Linked DNA regions of Homo sapiens: region 2 is linked to region 1. A link is a contact called in ENCODE Hi-C or POLR2A ChIA-PET data. All regions are on one chromosome and are shown on one strand. The core of a region is the stretch at or near the end of the contact, and the rest is flanking DNA. Distances in the headings are between cores, read along the strand shown. Region 1 has its middle 38 kb from the start of RECK. Region 2 has its middle 20 kb from the start of OR2S2.

Evidence for each region. A loop is a pair of places that touch in the nucleus more often than their neighbours do. ChIA-PET counts read pairs that join two places held with the same protein, here RNA polymerase II (POLR2A).
Region 2: a loop to region 1 is called in a map of HL-60/S4, with 2.7 times the contacts of the local background. The contact joins two enhancer-like sites. A Hi-C loop is called at or near these places in 1 of 168 maps with a recorded cell type or tissue (HL-60/S4). POLR2A ChIA-PET finds 5 or more read pairs at or near these places in 2 of 52 experiments (AG04449 and H1).

Annotation. Positions count from the first base shown.
Region 1 is chr9:35,995,312-36,001,931 of GRCh38, forward strand. No RefSeq gene overlaps it. Among named protein-coding and RNA genes, the nearest start is that of RECK, 38 kb to the right of the region's middle. Within about 2 kb of position 1,505, at least 4 of the 41 ENCODE cell types and tissues checked have a DNase peak (open chromatin) inside an H3K27ac peak, as active enhancers do.
Region 2 is chr9:35,935,018-35,941,235 of GRCh38, forward strand. No RefSeq gene overlaps it. Among named protein-coding and RNA genes, the nearest start is that of OR2S2, 20 kb to the right of the region's middle. Within about 2 kb of position 3,623, at least 2 of the 41 ENCODE cell types and tissues checked have a DNase peak (open chromatin) inside an H3K27ac peak, as active enhancers do.

The sequences.
Region 1 (6,620 bases), core at 255-2,754:
AGCCTAACTCACCCAACCTTCTCACTTCCAGAACTGTGAGCTAATAATTAGGTGTTTTAAGCTGCTGATATTGGGGTGGTTTATTATGCAACAAGAGAAAGCTAATATATATTCCCTTTATTTCCTTCACAGTTTTACCTTCTACAATGTATTGGTGTACAATGAATTGTTCCATTTTGAAAAATGGAGTGACAATTACAAACCTAGCTTTTTAAAACAATACATTTAAGGGGTACAAGTGAAGTTTTGTTACACAGATATACTGAGTTGTGGTGAAGTCTGGGTTTTTAGTGCAACCATCACCCAAAATAATGTACATTATGCCAATTAAGTAACTTCTCCTCCCTCAGCCCCCCTCACCATCCCACACTTCCTAGTATCCAATGTCAATTATTCCACACTTTATGTCCATGTGGACACACTGGTATTTGACTTTCTGTTTCCGGGCTGCATAACTTAAGAGACTGGACATCCAACATGGCCAGTTCCATCCATGTTGCTGCAAAATACATGGTTGCCTTCGTTTCTATGTCCAAAGAGTACTCCATTGTGTACGTAGATGACATTTTCTTTATCCAATCATCTATCTATAGATGCTTAGATTTATTCCATCTTTGCTGTTGTGAATAATGCTGCAATAAATGTACCAGTGTGGGTATCTTTTTTTACGTAATTAATTCTTTTCCTTTATGTAGATACCCAGTAGTGGTATCTACATAAAGGAAAAGAATTAATTATGTAATGGTGAAACCCCATCTCTACTAAAAACACAAAAATTAGCCAAGCGTGGTGGCGCATGCCTGTAATCCCAGCTACTCGGGAGGCTAAGACAGGAGAATCACTTGAACCCAGGAGGTGGAGGTTGCAGTGAGTAGAGATTGCGCCATTGCACTCCAGCCTGGGCAATACAAGCAAAATTCTGTCTCAGAAAAAAAAAAAAGAATTAATTCTGTAAAAAAGTAGATTGAGTGGTAGTTCTATTTTTAGTTCTTTGAGAAATCTCAATCCTGTTTTCCATTGAGGTTGCACTGACTTGCCTTCCCACCAACAATGTACAAATGTTTCCCTTTTTTCTCACCCTCACTAACATCTGTTATTTTTTGACTTTTTAATAATAGTCATTCTGACTGGCAAATCTAGCTTTTTGATGAAAAAAAAATATTGTCACTGTTTTGGGGAAGACTCTCCTGAGAATCTAAGCTCTCAGTTTCAATAGTCCCTTCCGGGTAAGTCAGACAGTGCTGCAGTGTGGCCAGGTACCAGACATCTGGCAGAAATATCATCAGAGAGAGTGGATTGTTTTATGTTTTCTGCTTCTAAGCTCTGAGTATGGCCCTCTTCCCACTCTTGGGAATAGATCAAAGCAGAATACTCTCTGGAGTGGAATGAGTGTCCTCTACTAACCCAGTCAGCAAGACATGGAGAGAGAAGAGGGCATTTTATACATGCATGGCCAAGATAAGGCCAGTGCAGGAAAGAATGTGGGCCAGGCTGTCTGGGGCATTCTGTCCTCAAGTTAATCACCATAGGCAGCAGGGGTCTATGAATAAGAGCCCTTGACATGCCTGTCTCTGGAGTCATAGGGCTGCCCTCTGGGCTGGCTGTCTTCTCTGCAGGGTGTACAACTGTCATGCCAGGATCTCCTTTTACTGTCCTGGGGACTCCTTACACCTCTCTTATGGGTTGGAACTTCTGTTTCTTTTGTCAGTTTCTTTCTATTTCTTGGTTTATTCTCTTATTTTGATAGAGCACTTTCTTGAATAACTTCTTTTTTTTTTTTGAGATGGAATCTCATTCCGTCACCCAGGCTGGAGTGCAATGGCGCAATCTTGGCTCACTGCAACCTCCGCCTCCATGGTTCAAGTGATTCTCCTGCCTCAGCCTTCTGAGCAGCTGGGATTACAGGCGCATGCCACCACACCCAGCTAACTTTTGTATTTTTAGTAGAGGTGGGGTTTTGCCATGGGCACCAGGCTGGTCCTGAACTCCTGACCTCAGATGATCCACCCACCTCAGCTTCCCAAAGTGCTGGGATTACAGGCATAAGCCATTCACTCAGCCTTGAATAACTTCTTGAGAAAAAGTGTATTATATACACATTTTTGAGATCTTATGTGTCTGAACATATTTTTATTTAACCTCCTGAGTGATAATTTGGTGGGTGTATTAGCCAGGGTTCTTGAGAGAAACAGTACTAATAGTGTGTGTGTGTGTGTGTGTGTGTGTGTGTGTGTGTGTACGTGTTATAAGGAACTGGCTTATCTGATTATGGAGGCTGACAAGTCCCAAGATTTGCAGTCAGCAGGCTGGTGGCCCAGGAGAGCTGATGAAAAAACTAATGTCCCAGCTCAAAGGCAGGAGAAGTTCCCTCTTACTCATCCTTTTTGTTCTATTCAAGACTTTCACTGATTGAATGAGGCTTAGTACATTAGGGAGGATAATCTGCTTTACTCCATCTATGCATTCAAATATTAATCTCATCCAGGTTCTCCCTCACAGACATATCCAGAATAATATTTGACCCAATATCTGGGCACCCCATGACCCAGTCAAGTTGACACATAAAGTTAATCAACACAGTAGTGTGTGGAATTCTAGGAACTTATTGGAAATCATCTTCCCTCTGAATTTGAAGGTAATTCTGGTGCAATCAGAAGCCATTTTGATTCCTGATCTTTTATGCTAATTGTTTTTTTACTCCATGAAAGAGTAAAGTACCCATACTCTCAACTGTGGCTGTTGTCTGCCAGTCCAGAGAGCCATGATTTTACCCTCCAGAGAATAAAAGTTTTGTTGGGGTAGGCAAGAGATAGTTGACTAATGTCATGGAATGAATGAAGGGGTGTAGGGACTCTGTTTCTTATACATTTGTCACCTAGTCTTCCTTTTTTAGTAGTACTTCCTTCACCCCGGTCCTAGAGGTACTTGGTACAGTGAGTTTCTCTGTGCTACAAATCTAGTTGTTATCAATTACTGTGGTTTGAATATCCCCTCAAAAACTCATGGTGAAATTTAACTGCCATGGTAACAGTGCTGAGAGATGGGACCTTTAAGAGGTGATTAAGCCAAGAGGGCTCAGCCTTCATGAAGGGGTTAATGCCATTATTGCAGGAGTGAGTTATTGCAGGAGTTTGGCCTCCTTTCTCTCCTTGTTTCATGTACTTGCTTGCTCTTTCACCTTCTGCCATGGATGATGCAACACGAAGGCCTTCACTAGATGCCAGTGTCATGCTCTTGGACTTCACAGCCTCCAGAACTGTGAGCCAAATAAATGTCTATTATTTATAAATTACCCAGTCTCAAATATTCTGTTAAAGCAGCAGAAAATGGAGTAAGACACTTACTTTTCCAAGTTTCTGGCTTGGGATTTGGCTCTGTCAGATCTGCTATGGCAATTAGCACTAGTTCATCTGCTTCCTAACTTTCACAATGTTCTTGCTGTTGATATCTTACTTCTTCTGCTTAACCTTGTAGATTTTATTGGAAAGAAAGAAAGACTATAGTTTTCATGGGTTTTAGGAGGAATGAAATTAGATGCATGTGTTCAGTTATCCTTTATGCAGTCTTGATTCCATAAAATTTCTAACATCCTATTTATTTTTGTAATTGTTTATTGCTTATTTCTCTCCTGTTAGAATACAAGTTTCACAGAGGTAAGTTTTTTTCTGTATTGTTCACAGATGTTTCCTTAGTATAAAAATAGGGCTTCACTCACAACTGACTCTCAATACATAGATGCTGAATAAATGAATGAATGAATCTGTGGCCTACCCTCATTTTCTTCTGATTTTGTCCCATGTTTGCTCTTTTTTTAAAAAAAATTTTATCTTTGTCCTATCTTTTTGAACTTCTATTTTTGTAAACATTGTAAATGTCCATAACATATTGGTACAGTAGAATACCTATAAATATATAGGTATTATAATATATACCTATTATATATATTATATATATATATTTATATAATATATATTATATATATAATATATTATTATAATATAAGTATATAGGTATTATAATATATACCTATAAGTATATAATATATACCTATAAGTATATAGGTATATATTATAAATCAATAAACAAATACAGTTTAAATTGTAAGGAAGCATGATATTAAAATGTTGGCAACCATGGACCCCAGATATGTAGTTTTTGACTGTGACTCCATCCTTCCAAATATTTAACAAACCTCTTTTTTCTAAGTGGCTCTTACATATTGGAAACATCTATTTTGAACAGAGCAGGCATGCAGAATTCAGGAATTTGGACGCCATTTAGAGGTGATCTGCCAGCTTCCTTCTTGTCTGCATCATGTCCCCTTCTTTGCCAAAGTGCCCTGGTGAGCAGGGGCTTGTGACTGCCCTCATCAAGATTTAGGAAAATCATTCCCAAGCTGCAAGATGCCCTGAGGTTCCAGTCTGGAATCTTTCTTTCCAGGCTTGAATTTATCTTGCAACTCTTTCCTAGCCCACTGCCACCCAATGCCTCACTCCCAGACTCAGATCTCCTGCAGGAAGCTCAGGAACAAGCGAGAGAAAAGGGCCTACAGCCCACATCATCACCTCAACTGTTATGGTCAGCCCCAGTACTCCCAGACACACACCACTGGATGACTTGATTGAATTCTGCTCTTTACAGAAGGTGTGCTCAATGTTAACTCCTGACATCATTATGTGTGTATAACTTCAAGCCATCTCCAAACATTTCTGGAATGAGGAGACAGTACATAGAAGAAGGAGATACAGGTATAAAATCAATGAGATTAGGTAAAAAATCCATAGCTCTTAATTTGAATTGTCTGTCTGTATGTATGATTTATATATTTGATCTAAATCTAAATATATATTTATATATCATACATACATATAATTCAATTATATATATTTTTTCATAGCTCTTTCCACTGAAACATTTAGAAACCATGGGAAACTCAATAGTAAACCTAGCACCCAGATTATGACTTCTAAATACCATTCCCCATTAAACGAAAAAAGAGCTCGTTAGACAAAATAGTTGTTTCAGGTCTGGGAAGGAAGAGTGAATATTGAGCTTGTAATATCTTGACATATCAGATAGCAGGAAGTCATCAAAGATACTAGCGTCATGCAAAAGGTCTCAGGAGCCATGAGCTCATAACTCCAGTAAAAAAAAAAAAATTAAGTAACTAGATCTAGGCATCAATGTATGGGAAACACAAAGACAGACACCACAGAATTGCAATCAGCAAAATCAGACTGTGGTAAACTTTATAGTTTTCCATATTGAGAAACTATTCCTTCCAAAAAAAAAATCTAGCCTAAAAGCAGGGTGGTGGCGGCAGGAACAGAGGTAGAGGGAAAGATAGAAAAAGGGAGGGGGAAATGTAGATTGAAAGAGACTGTACTGGTCCATTCTCACACTGCTAATAAAGACATACCTGAGACTGGGTGATTTATAAAGGAAAGAGGTTTAATTGACTCACAGTTCAGCATGGCTGGGGAGGCTTCAGGAAACTTACAATCATGGCAGAAGGGGAAGCAAACATACTCTTCTTCACATGGCAGCAACAAGGAGAAGTGCCAAGAAAAAGGGGGAAAAGGCCCTTAAAAAACCATCAGATCTCATGAGAACTCATTCACTATCATCAGAACAGCATGAGGGTAACCACCTCCATGATTAAATTACCTCCCACCAGGTCCCTCCCATGACATCCCACAACACGTGGAGATTATGGGAACTACAGTTCAAGGTGAGATTTGGGTGGGGACACAGCCAAACCATATCAGAGACAAATCACAATGTATGCCGTTATTTGGATCCTGGTTCAATTTAAAAATTGAAATAAATAATGTATAAGACATTTCTGGAAATATAAATGCTGGATAATTGATTATATCAAGGAATTAGTTTTAGGTGATTTATATGTTAAATGTTAAATGGTACTTTATATTTTTCCAAGAGTACTAATCTTTTTTGGATATAAATACTAAAATATTTCAAGATGGAATGTTATTACCATCTGGGATTTGCTTTAGAATAATTAAGGAGAAGGAGAAATAATCCACAGGGCTATGGAAGAACAAGATTGGCCATAAGCAGCACAGAAAGACAAACTTTGCATGTTCTCACTTATTTGTGGAAGCTAAAAGTTAAAACAATTGAACCCATGGAGATGGAGAGTAGAATGATGGTTATCAGAGGCTGGGAACAGTGATGAGAGGGTAGAGGGGAAATGGAGATGGCTTATGGGTACAAAAAATAGAATAAATAAGAACTAGTATTTGATAGCACAGCAGGATGATTATAGTCAAAAATAATTTAATTGTACATTTTAAAATAATTAAAAGAGTATAATTGGATTGTTTGTAACACAAAGGATAAATGCTTGAGGTGATGGATACCCCATTTACCCTGATGTGATTATTACACGTTGCATGCCTGTATTTAAATATCCCATATACTCCATAAATATATATAGCTACTATGTACCCAGGAAAATTTAAAAAATTAAAAATTACACACACACACACACACACACACACACACACACACACACCAGCCATGAGCAGATCATCTTTGGATCTGGAAGATGAATACCTATTATTCTTTCTACAAGATTAAATTTTCCCATAAAATAA
Region 2 (6,218 bases), core at 2,373-4,872, 58 kb before region 1:
CGAGGACTATTTGGCCTTTAGGCTCTTAGTTTTCTTTCTTGGGATATGATTGAGTTTTCCTTATTCAGTCTACTTTTCTTATATATCTATCTAACATTATAGCATTATATTTTAAAAATTGGCCCAGTTTACATTAGCACCAAGTATAAGTGTATAGTCATGCACTGCACAATGATATTTTGGTCAGTATGTATGTTTTGGTCAATGATGTGTGGTCTGCATATATGACAATGGTCCATAGTTTATGATTCCATATTTTTACTGTACCTTTTCTATGTTTAGATACACAAATACTTACCATTGTGTTACAATTGCCTACAGTGTCCAGTACAGTAACACACTGGACAGGTTTCTAGCTTAGCAGCCATAGGCCATGCCATATAGCTTAGGTATATATTAGGCTAGGTTCGTGCAAGTCCAGTCTGTGATGTTCCCACAATGATGAAATCGTCTAATGACGCATTTCTCAGAATGCATCTCAGTCTAAACAACGCATGACTCTACTTATTTTCTTCTACACTTAGCAATATTAGGTCTGATTAGTCTTTTCATTTTTGCTAACCTGCAGGGCAAAATGTTTGAGAGCTATTAGTTTAGAGCACTTCTTAAATGAGGCAAACTTTTCTCTTGTGATTCCTATAATCAAGGTTTTATTCAAAAATAATTTTAAATTTTATTCTATATTATAGGAATGTGTACAATGAAATGTAATGATGTATAATACATTGGCTGTTTTTGAATTCCAACCATGGATTTCCCAGCTACTGGCAGTGAAACTGATCTTTTCTGTACGTACTCAAGTCAACACTCAAGAATTTCAACTTACCTTTAGCGAAAGCAAATATTTATATTTAAAAAGAAAACATTTGAATTCAGAATTCATTAAGATAAAAAAGTTAGCAAACTACAGATGCCTTGTTAGTTGACAGTCCTAATGGCGACGTCTAGGTCAGATAACTTATATTGACTTAAAACAGCATTGTCTTGACTTTCCACAGTCGTATTTGTGATTATGGAAATAATTTTAAAAAGACTAGTCTCTTTAATTTACATTTTCACAAAACGCTGTTGAAAGAGCAAATGTCTGCTCAGTTGTTTTTCCTTTGCTTAAAAAAAAAAAAAGTGCCAGGAATCCCACCCCACCCTGCTGCTGGGTAACAGTCAATCATTTATTATTCCTGGATCAAACACAAGCATTCATGCCTATGAAAACGTTTGGCAATGAATGGGATCTTGGTCTCTACTAAAAACAAAAAATGGCTAAAAGGAGACTTCAATTTATGTTCAAATTCTATGGCTGAATTCCTATAATTCCTAACTGGTGAAAATATTGGCAAGCTACAAGATTTTACTTAGAGTCAGATTTACTTCTTTGGTGTATGCCCAGAGGTGTTATTGAAAGCTATTTGTGGCCAGCTTTCCAGGAGACCAAATGGGCCTTAAATGGAATGAATATTGGCCCTGCAGTACAGTGCACAAGGAGAAGGAGGAGAATTGGACACTTTTATTAAAAAAAAAACAAAACTCATTGGTTATACTTAACTAATTTCTACATAGAAGTTTTAGTATTTGGCAAAGCAAAAAGTCATATCTCAGAATCACCAAACTTACTATATCTGAACCCTTTCTGTTGTATTTTGGTATTAATCCAGGAGTTATATATATTATTAAAATCCTCATATAATCATGTAATCAGCCTCACTACCTATTAATACAATGACTTTCAATCCAGACTCAACAGTTTTCCCTTCCTCAAGCCTAATCAGCCTGATATGGTTTGGATGTTTTGTCCTTTCCAAATCCCAGGTTGAAATGTGATCACCAATGTTGGAGGTGGGGCCTAGTGGGAGGTGTTTGGGTCATAGGGGCAGATCCCTTATGAACGGCTTCATGCCATCCCCATGGTAATGAGTGAGTTCTCACTGTGTCAGTTCACGTGAGAGCTGGTTTAAAGAGCCTGACACCTCCATCCCCTCTCTCTCACTCCCTGTCCTGCCAGGTGACACGCCTGTCCCCCTTTGTCTTCTGCCATGAGTGGAAACTTCCTGAGGCCTCACCAGAAGCTGAGCAGATGCTGGTACCAAACTTGTACAGCCTGTAGAACCACAAGGCAAATAAATCTCTTTTTGAAAATAGATTACCCAGTCTCAGATATTCCTTTATGGCAATGCAAAATGGACTAACACACAGCCCTAAACCTAATTAAACCCCTAGAAACCATTACATCCTCCAAAGTAATCAATTCCCCCAAAACTAATCATACCCCTTCCCCTAAGCACTCCCAATCACCAAGTTAACCACTAGCCATGATCCACCAATCATCCATGAAACAAATGTCATTGTGGCAGAGACCACTAATCTTTCAATATCCATTTTTCACTTCCTCATTTCACCAATAAAACCCTCTACATTTTAGCTGAGCACATGACCTCACAGACAGATATGATATCTCCTGCAATCCTTTGCATCTGGGTAAGGCCATATGACTAACTTCTGGGTAATGAGATGTTTGCAAAAACAATGCGTTCAACTTCCAAGTCAAGTCCTTAGGAAAAACTATCCATTCTTTCTCTGTCCCCCTTTCTTTGGGCTGGACGGTTTGAAGGGAAGTGGTGAGCCGGATTTAATCATTTGCATGAGGACAACACTATAGGGTAAGGTGGAGCAGGAAGAAAGAATGGGGCACCCAAGTCTTCTTGGGGAGCAGTGCAGCCTACATGCCTTGGACTGTCTACTTTGGCCCCAGATGTAATGTAACAAGACTACGCATCTTAGCAAGATGAAAAATTGTTTAAAAAATTAAGTTTCCACTTTGGGAGGCCGAGGTGGGTGGATCACGAGGCCAGGAGATCGAGACCATCCTGACTAACACGGTGAAACCCCGTCTCTACTAAAAATACAAAAAATTAGCTGGGTATGGTGGCAGATGCCTGTAATCCCAGCTACTCGGGAGGCTGAGGAAGGAGAATGGCATGAACCCAAGGAGGCGGAGCTTGCAGTGAGCCGAGATTGCACCACTGCACTCCAGCCTGGGCGACAGAGCAAGACTCCATCTCAAAAAAAAAAAAATAATAATAATTAAGTTTCTTCCTATGACTAATCTCTGTGTAGAAGCAAACAAATAAAATAAAAGACCCTGGAGACCTGATAACCTCCCAAGCCTCAGTTTCCAATGTAACTAACCCACAAAATGAAAAGTTTTCCTTTAAACTGTCTGAAAATTTTAGCCAGAAAATAAAGTGACTTTCTCATTATGTATCTGAAATCCTGTTAGTCTTAAAAAAAAAAAATGCTTTGATGCTTGACTTCCTCTGAGTCTAAAAAAAAAATCCTGTAAAACTATAAAGCTACTTCCTAAAACTAATTTAAACAAGGATGACGGTGGCTATTAAAAAATTCTTAAATTTCATTCAGTTCAGAATGGTTAAAAACAGAACACACAAGCAAGGTGTGTCAACTGCTCTGGTAAAAAGCAGCAGCAGGTTGCTGTCAGTGCTCATGTGCCAGGGTCCCCCAGCCCAGATGCACATAGGCCCAGGGCCGTTGTCTCGCACCTACAGTTGCAACATAGTGTCTCCCTGCCCCACAGGTCAAATCCCGAGGTGTGGTCAGCCCACAGAAGAATTTTGGAGGGCCCAGCACTTTCCAGGGCCTGTCACTTGGACATTAAAACCTGCGATCATCCAAGAGAAACAGAGGTTGGCCCCCCAAGTATCCCTGTTACAGTCCAGGAAGGTGAAGTCACTGGAAACTTTTGGTGAGAACTTTGTGTTCCCTTAGCGGTGAGGATTTGGGAGAGATCAATGAGGTACTTTAGGGTTAGGGACTTTTAAAACTAAATCTGGATGGTAAATCTAGATAGAATAGGAGCCCTTAGTAAGGCTGGTGGACCATAACGACAGACATTCAACACCTGTGGGATGAGTCAACCTCTTCTCAATCCTCAGTATTTTGAAATGGATGGTGTTGATTTGTACCACCGTGTGTATTATGTGGGCCTGTGGCTGTCTGGCCCAGTGTTGCAGGGTTTTTGCTGGAGTTGTATCGTTCAGGTTAACTGTCACAGCAATAAAAAAAATATGAGAGTGGTTCATGCAGATGATAGTTGTGTGATCCAAGCAAAAACCACCACTTGGTAGTTCCTATAGCTCCCTTACCCAGTGAGTTTGGTGAAATGGGGTTAATTGAAGCCTCAGGCCCAGCTGTCTCTTATAACGGGATTTTCTACCAGAAGATTCAGTTGAGCCATAATGTGCACTTTGAAGACTATTTGTGAAGGTTGCTGAAGTAAAGGAATGCAAGTGTTTTACTAGTGGTGAAATCGATTCTGTTCCAAAGTGTTTTTTATGCTATTACAATAGCAACATTATGAGGAGGACAGTAACTCAGATATTTAGAGTACAGCTGAAGATTTACTTGTGTATGGAGAAGACAAGGATTGCATAGATCGTCTCCTTGGACAAAGGTAAAGGCAGAGTATACAAAAACAAAACCTGGCCGGGCACAGTGGCTGATGCCTGTAATCCCAGCACTTTGGGAGGCCGAGGCGGGTAGATCACCTGAGGTCAGGAGTTCCAGACCAGCCTGACCAACAAGGAGAAACCCTGTTTTTACTAAAAATACAAAATTAGCTGGGTGTGGTGGCATGCGCCTGTAATCGCAGCTGCTAGGGAGGCTGAGGCAGGAGAATCTCTCGAACCCAGGAGATAGAGGTTGCGGTGAGCTGAGATCACGCCGTTGCACTCTGGCCTGGGCAACAAGAGTGAAACTCCATCTCAAAAAACAAAACAAAACAAAACAAAAAAAACCTCCAGATGGTCTCTGTTTGTCCTTGGGTGCACTGATCAGCTGCAAAGAGGCAGTTTGTCTCTCAAAGGGCTGACAGAGTTATGAGGAAAGGCAGTTCTTAGTTGTATGCAGGTTTTCTGAGAATTCTGGCTACTTTAGCTATTGAGTGTTGGTCGTGCATCCCTGTCTGCGTCATGACGGCCTGTATCTTTCCATGGGTACCTGCACTATTTCTCTCATTGGAATTTGTTACATGTTTAGACTTTAGGAAATTAATAATGTGTGAATTCTGCAATGATGCTTTGGGGCCTGAGTTGAAACACGAATGTGCAAATATATGTCATAGCTGTTGATGCTTAGCTTGCAGAACAGGGGATGAAACCAGCATACTGCCATATCTCTAAGGCCATGGGTCATCTGGCTGCATGTTGGATAAAGCACAACACACAGTGAGATCTTAGAAAGCCCATTTCCTAGGATAGAGAATTGTGATAACAATTGTAAAAACATCTCATCTTCTCAGAGATATAAAAGTGAAGATTTTATTGTCATACCTTTTGGGAGTATGTCACAAAAGATGAAACGTTCTTGTTGTCTGGAAACAGCCAAAGAATCTAAGTCCACATATAAATGCATAATTTATTATTTCAGATGCGCATAAGGAAATAGTACCCATAATCCCAATTACAATTATATTGTCCACTTCATCAGAACCTGAGTGAGACTTAAGGGCAAAGAATGAGCTGATCGCGCTCTTTCTCTCTGATCAAGATCATGCTTTCCCTTTCTCCTCCCACACCTGCACACCCAGGAAAGGCATGCAGCAAGAAGCTCAAAATCTACAAGCCAGGAAGAGAGCCCTCACCAGAAACGGAAACAGCTGGCACTTTGATCTTGGACTTCCCAGGCCTCCAGAACGGTGAGAAATAAGTGTCTGTTGTTTAAGCCTATAGTCAGCCCAAGCTGACTAAGAAACATGGCCGCCCAGAATTAAGGCTTTATTTTTCAGCATCTTCTGCAGTGAACTGCATCTTCTGTGGCCACATGAATAAGTTCAGGCTAATAAGTTACAAGCAGAATTAAAGTATGGTAGCTTCTAGAAACCTTTCTTAGAGGACAGCTGGTATATGGCCTTTGCATCCCTTCCTCCTTGTCACTCTTTCTATCCTACTGCTTGGAATGTGCTGTGGAGCTGGAGCTCTTGCTGCCTTCTTAGACTGTGAGGTAATACGGACCACACTGTAGGGATGATTAAGAAGTAAGCTAGAAGGAGTTTGAGACCCTGAGGACTTGAAGGAATAGAGCTCCTACCACAGTCCCAGATTGCCTATGCTTCAGTCTCTACACAGGACAGAGAAATAAACTGCCATCTGGTTTAAACAGTGCTTCTGTGAGACTCTATTATTTGCAGTTAAGCCTAATCCTTGCTG